2 separate regions of the Homo sapiens genome follow, and region 1 is linked to region 2. A link is a contact called in ENCODE Hi-C data. All regions are on one chromosome and are shown on one strand. The core of a region is the stretch at or near the end of the contact, and the rest is flanking DNA. Distances in the headings are between cores, read along the strand shown. Region 1 overlaps OSBPL7 (oxysterol binding protein like 7). Region 2 has its middle 16 kb from the start of MYL4.

Region 1 (3,278 bases), core at 8-2,507, 580 kb before region 2:
GCCCCAGATACAGGACATTGTAGATTTAGCAGTTTCTTAGTGTGGGTCGTGTCTGTGTTTTGGCAACAGAGTCAGAGCCAGGGATGCACAGAGGAGGCCGGTGCTGGCATTTCTGGCAAGTGGGGGAGGTGGCTGAAGGTATTAGCTGAGAGTGCTGTGAAGGGCAGGATGGGGCTGGCAGACCATGGGAGGGCAGTGCAGTCGGGGACCTGGTCATCTTGGCTGGAGCTGTGGGCGACAGGGAACGGAGAGAGAGGCAAGGCAGGCAGGCTGTGGGATGTTGGAATTGAAGGCTCCAGATGTGGAGCCATTCCAAGTGGGAACAAGGCCAAGTGTTTCCAAGGGTGTGGGGTGGAGGTTGCAGGGCGATGATCAGCTTTGGGGTGGGGTGGGGGGAGATGGTGGGGAAGAGGGTCATCAGCAAGGGCTGGGTTTCAGGCAGGGCATGGGGTGGAGGCCCCACCCATCACTGTTGCGGGGAACTTTTCAGGCTTGAGCAGGGGTTCTGGAGGACGCCATAGACAGGGCCAGCCAGGGGAGCTTCTGAGGAAGAGCGAGTGAGAAGGGAGAACATAGGGGCCTCATGGGAAGAAGGGAGGATGATGGGTTTAGGAGGTGGCCAAGGGTGATAGGGACAGGAAACCTGGAACCAACTGGTCTTGTGGTACTTAGGGGAACTAGGGGTGGGAATAAGGGACTTTGGGGTAGCCTAATGGTGCTCGGGGACAGCCTCAAGATAACTTCTTTGCTCACCAAGGTCTCCCACCACCCCCCTATCTCGGCCTGCCATGCAGAGTCTGAGAACTTCGCCTTCTGGCAAGGTGAGGAGTAGAGGGCAGGGCCGGGGTGGCCCTGGGCAAAGGGAACACCCTCTGGCCTTATCTCTGTTGTTCACTCTCCCTCCCCTAATCCAATTCCAGATATGAAGTGGAAGAACAAGTTCTGGGGCAAATCCCTGGAGATTGTGCCTGTGGGAACAGTCAACGTCAGCCTGCCCAGGTGGGATTCTTAGACTCTCAGCAGCCAGGCCAAGCCACAGGCAATCCTTCAGGCTGGAGGGGGCGTGGCCTTAGGGACAGGATAAGGACGGGATAGGAAGGTCTGGCCTGAAGCTGCTTGCAGTGGCGTCAGTGTCTGTAGGTTTTACACCTATATTTACAGCAGTTGCCAATAGAGAAAGATGAAAAGCCTTGGAACGTAGTAGAGCTGGAAGGGCCCATCGAGGTCATCTGACTCAGCGGTTTTCACACTTTTTTGACCATGACTCACAGTCTCACAGTCAGAAATGCCTTTGAGACTTCAAGCCAATGTGTACACATACACACACACAGAAACCTAAATTGATCTCAGGACTCAGGGGTCACAGACAAAATTTGAAAAACTCTCATCTAGCTAATTTTACAGGCAGAGGTCTGAAGCCAGAAAGAAAAAGGGTATTGAAAGTGGTCTGGGTGTTGTGGTAGAGATCCTGGATTTTGGAGTCAGAAGCCATGAGTTCTGCCACTCAATAGTGATGCAAATTAGCACCAGCCTGTAGTCCCAGCTACTGGGGAGGCTGAGGCAGGAGAATTGCTTCAACCTGGGAGGCGGAGGTAGTGGTGAGCTGAGATTGCACCACTGCACTGCACTCCAGCCTGCCTGGGCAACAGAGCAAGACTCTGTCTCAAAAAAAAAAAAAAAAGAAAAGAAAAGAAAAGAAAAGAAAATAGTGATGCAAGCAGCAAAAAGACTTGACACTTCAGAGCCTTGAGCCTGCTTGCCTGTGACATGACAGTAAGAAGTAATACCCAAGAGAGGTGAGGATTAAGCAGGATAACGGATGTGAACGTACACACGGTTCCTGGTGCCCAGGGGCAGGACACTTTGTGTATTTTCATCCCTGTTGCTCAGGCACTCAGGGGCTTTGTAGATGAGTGGAGATGTTTTCGTTGAATACGTTCTGTGAAGGCCACTCTTCCTTGTGAATATAAGTCATCCTTCACTGCAGAACTGGAGTTGGGACCCCAGGGTTCCTGTCACAGGCCCACATGACCTGCTTCAGCAAGACAGGAGGCCCCTGACTCACTTGTTCCCTGGGGCCAGCCAGCTGCCCTTCCATACCTTGTCTTTCTCAGGTTTGGGGACCACTTTGAGTGGAACAAGGTGACATCCTGCATTCACAATGTCCTGAGTGGTCAGCGCTGGATCGAGCACTATGGGGAGGTGCTCATCCGAAACACACAGGACAGCTCCTGCCACTGCAAGATCACCTTCTGCAAGGTGTGTGTGCCACCCTGACCCTGCCCATCCATCCCCGGCAGCCTCTGTCTCTGGAGGTCACCCTGGCTAAGGGGGAGGGGACACCTCCCTAAACCCTGCCTTCCCCACCCCAGGCCAAGTACTGGAGTTCCAATGTCCACGAGGTGCAGGGCGCTGTGCTCAGTCGGAGTGGCCGTGTCCTCCACCGACTCTTTGGGAAGTGGCACGAGGGGCTGTACCGGGGACCCACGCCAGGTGGCCAGTGCATCTGGAAACCCAGTAAGTGGAGGGGTCACAGAGGGCTGGGTGAGGCTGGAGCAGCTCAGGCATGGTGCACCTGCCCCAGCCCCTTGCCTTCCCCCAGACTCAATGCCCCCCGACCATGAGCGAAACTTCGGCTTCACCCAGTTTGCCTTGGAGCTGAATGAGCTGACAGCAGAGCTGAAACGGTCGCTGCCTTCCACCGACACGAGACTCCGGCCAGACCAGAGGTCAGTGCCGGATGGGTGCCGGCCTAGAACCATCTAGTTCACTCCCTCCACAGAGTACAGAGCTGGGGCTTTGTCCTTCCTTCACTGAGTGGCCTCAGAGAAGTGGGGCTTGTCTAGAGGACAGAGTTGGGCAGAGACAGAGGCCTTGGGTTTGGGGGCCCCTGCAGATGGGCAGTTCCCCTGAGTTTGATCTGGATCCTCAGGTACCTGGAGGAGGGGAACATACAGGCCGCTGAGGCCCAGAAGAGAAGGATCGAGCAGCTGCAGCGAGACAGGCGCAAAGTCATGGAGGAAAACAACATCGTACACCAGGCTCGCTTCTTCAGGTGCCTCGGCCTCGCCCTCCGCCCTGGGTCTCCCCATGAGCCCTGCTTGGAGCAGGGCAGGTGTGGGAGGCAGCACCTTAGGACCCTAGCCTGCCTTCTAGATGTTCACCCCTCACTGCCACCGCCTTCTCCCACCAGGCGGCAGACGGATAGCAGCGGGAAAGAGTGGTGGGTGACCAACAATACCTACTGGAGGCTGCGGGCCGAGCCAGGCTATGGGAAC
Region 2 (2,911 bases), core at 70-2,569:
TCAAAAAAAAGAGAGAGAAAAGAAAATAAAATGCTTCCTGAACTATTCTCTCAGTGGAAGTGATGGCTGAGCCGGAGCAGCATCTTAGACCATGTGTAGAGGTCACACACTGAGACACCATACGATAAAAGAACTTGGGTCCCTGAGGACTGTGGAGCATGCCGGCTGTGCCAGCCAGGGACTGCCAATCTCTGGATTGTAATGGGAGGAAGAAACGCACTTCCATGTCTCTTAAGCCACTGTGTTTTGGTGTCCATACGCACAGCCAAATATAATCTTAATTAATACTGTGTTCAATAAATGTTGGCTGATGTTGTCACATGATTATAACTAATGTCTGTCTTCCCACTAGACTGAAAGCTCCTTGAGGACAGGGGCCATGTCTGTGTGGTTCAGTATATCCCCAAGGCTCATGCCAGTGCCATGTGCACAGCAGGTACCCAATGGGCATCTGTTGAATTAGTAAGTGAGCTATGACCTCTGTTCATGCTCTTCTTCTCCCTGGGGCTAAGCACCAACCTTGGGGCACCTTTTCCTTTAAGGTCTCACTGAAAGCCCTTCTCCCAGAGAAAATATTTGTAATGCCTCACTTCTTTCTGGTTCCTCCTTGTATTGGTTCCTTAAAACTTACACTGTATGTTACATAGATGGAGTTATCCCTATGCTATTTGGGGATCATTCTCTATTTATCCCTGGATACTTATGTGCTTGCTTAAGTGGACAGTAAGCTACTTTGGGCAAGGAAAACACTTTCAGTTTTCAAATCACTGGGAACCTTAACTCCAGTTCCTCACAAGTGAATACAGTGAGCAATAAATACTTGCTGAAGAAAGAAAGAAGAGAGGGAGGAGGGTGAGGATCAAAAAACTACCTATCAGGTACTATGTATATTACCTGGGTGGTGAAATAATCTGTACACCAAACCCCTGAGACATGCAATTTACCTATGTAACAAACCTGCACATGTGCCCCTGAACCTAAAATAAATGTTAAAAAACCAAAAAAAAAAAAAAAAAAAAGAAGGGAAGGAGGAAAACCTGACGAGGCCCCAGTGCTAAGGAGAATGTTGGCATTTCAAACTGGGGGTGTGATTTAAAGAAAAGGAGCAGAAAGTGAGGCCAAAAAGAGCAGTCTGCGAGGTAGGGACAAGGAAAAGAGTCCTAAGAGCCAAGCTTGGAAAACATTTCAAAGGCAGGTTGAAAATGGTGTGTTGAAAATTGAAACAATGTAGAATTCAGGGGACCTTGTCAACATTAGCTGTGACCTTGATTAAGTCACTTCCCATTTAAGGATCTGTTTTCCTGATTTTGACTCTTAGGAAGTCTGACTAATCGGTGAACTGGCTCTGCTCCAAGGAGCCTAGTTAGAGGCTCCAAGAAGCCTGAACCCAGCCCTCTCCTCCTCAGCCAGAGAAACTCTGTTCTCTTCAGTTTCATGCACTGACTTCCCCATAAAATTTAGTTCGAACAAAAGGCTATGGGTCTAAACCAAAGTTTGAGAACCACTGGATTCAATGAACCCCTGCTCAACCGTATAAAGATCCCTGGTTTTGTGTTTCAACCAGTCACTCACAAAGCTGAAACCCTTCCTCAAAGAAAATCTGGGAAACAAAGGGCATGTATATAGACCTTGGCCTTGTCTCCCCAGCCAGACTGTAAATTCTAAGAAAAGCAAACTTGGGCTCATGGTTCTCAGCTTCCCATGACAGGCAGGCAGCCTTGGCTGAATTCTTAGATGTTTCACAGAGTTCTGTGGCTGGATGATTGATAGTTAGGCAACAGAAAGGCCATGGGAAGGATTTATTTCACCTTGGGGAGTCCTCAGGGATGTAAGGACTCCCTTTCTGGGATGACTGGACCCCTGTGCTCCCATATAAATATTTCTACTCATATACATGTGTGTTTAACTTCCTCACATCATCTTGCTCCTTCTTCCCAATTGCTGGTTTTCAGGCGTCTCTTTTCCACGTGCCTCTCCCCACTCTCCTCCTCTCTCAGCCTGAGGTTCCTGACCTCTGACCCTGACTCTTTCCAGGGCACTGAGCTGGAATCCTGGGTCTGGAGTCAATGAGATGTCCAGAACAGGCAGGACTGAACCAGGTACCAGGAGCTTTGCACTCAGAGGAAGAGGCACCTAAAAAAGCGAGGACCAAACCAAACCGTGGTTGACCTATACAATGGGACATGATTCCGCCTTAAAAAAGGAACACGAGGACATTGTGCTAAGTGAAATAAGCCGGTCACAAAAGACAAACACTGTCTGATTTCACTTATCCAGGGTGGTCAAATTCATAGAAATGGAAAGTAGAATGCTGATTGCCAGGGGCTGGGGGAAGGAGGGAATGGGGAGTTATTTATTGAGTACAGTGTTTCTGCTGGTGGAAATGAAAAGGTTCTGGAGATTCATTACTGATATGGTTTGGCTGTGTCCCCACTCAAATCTCATCTTGAATTCCCATGTGTTGTGGGAGGGACCCAGTAGGAGGTAACTTTCCCATGCTGTTCTCATGATAGTGAATAAGTCTCACAAGATCTGATGGTTTTTAAAAGGGGAATTTCCCTGCACAAGCTCTCTTTGCCTGCCGCCATCCATGTAAGATGTGCCTTTGCTCCTCCTTGCCTTCCGCCATGATTGTGAGGCCTCCCCAGCCATGTGGAACTGTAAATCCATTAAACCTCTTTTTCTTCCCAGTTTCAGGTATGTCTTTATCAGTAGCATGAAAAGAGACTAATACAGTTACACAACAATGTGAATATACCTCACTCTACTGACTTGTATGCTTAAAAATGGTTAAGATGGTAAATTTCATGTTATGTGTATTTTACAACAATTTTTGTTTAAAAGCAGCAAGAGCAAGGACCAAAGGAGGAGTCCCTGCCTCAGCCTGGCCCCTCTCTGCCTGCCATCTGGA

What was found. A loop is a pair of places that touch in the nucleus more often than their neighbours do. Pooled maps may share reads with other maps.
Region 1: a loop to region 2 is called in a map of heart left ventricle, with 3 times the contacts of the local background. The contact joins two enhancer-like sites. A Hi-C loop is called at or near these places in 1 of 168 maps with a recorded cell type or tissue (heart left ventricle), 1 of 37 single-sample maps with no recorded cell type and 7 of 50 pooled maps.

Annotation. Positions count from the first base shown.
Region 1 is chr17:47,808,315-47,811,592 of GRCh38, reverse strand. It overlaps OSBPL7 (oxysterol binding protein like 7), which reads left to right. Exons shown (of 23, transcript NM_145798.3): 17 at 758-821; 18 at 921-999; 19 at 2,115-2,259; 20 at 2,373-2,517; 21 at 2,603-2,729; 22 at 2,933-3,055; 23 at 3,194-3,278. Among named protein-coding and RNA genes, the nearest start is that of OSBPL7, 12 kb to the left of the region's middle. RefSeq lists enhancers at 2,192-2,692, 2,693-3,193. Within about 2 kb of position 1,257, at least 14 of the 41 ENCODE cell types and tissues checked have a DNase peak (open chromatin) inside an H3K27ac peak, as active enhancers do.
Region 2 is chr17:47,223,964-47,226,874 of GRCh38, reverse strand. It overlaps a transcript of MYL4 not described here. Among named protein-coding and RNA genes, the nearest start is that of MYL4, 16 kb to the right of the region's middle. RefSeq lists an enhancer at 1,178-1,472. Within about 2 kb of position 1,319, at least 22 of the 41 ENCODE cell types and tissues checked have a DNase peak (open chromatin) inside an H3K27ac peak, as active enhancers do.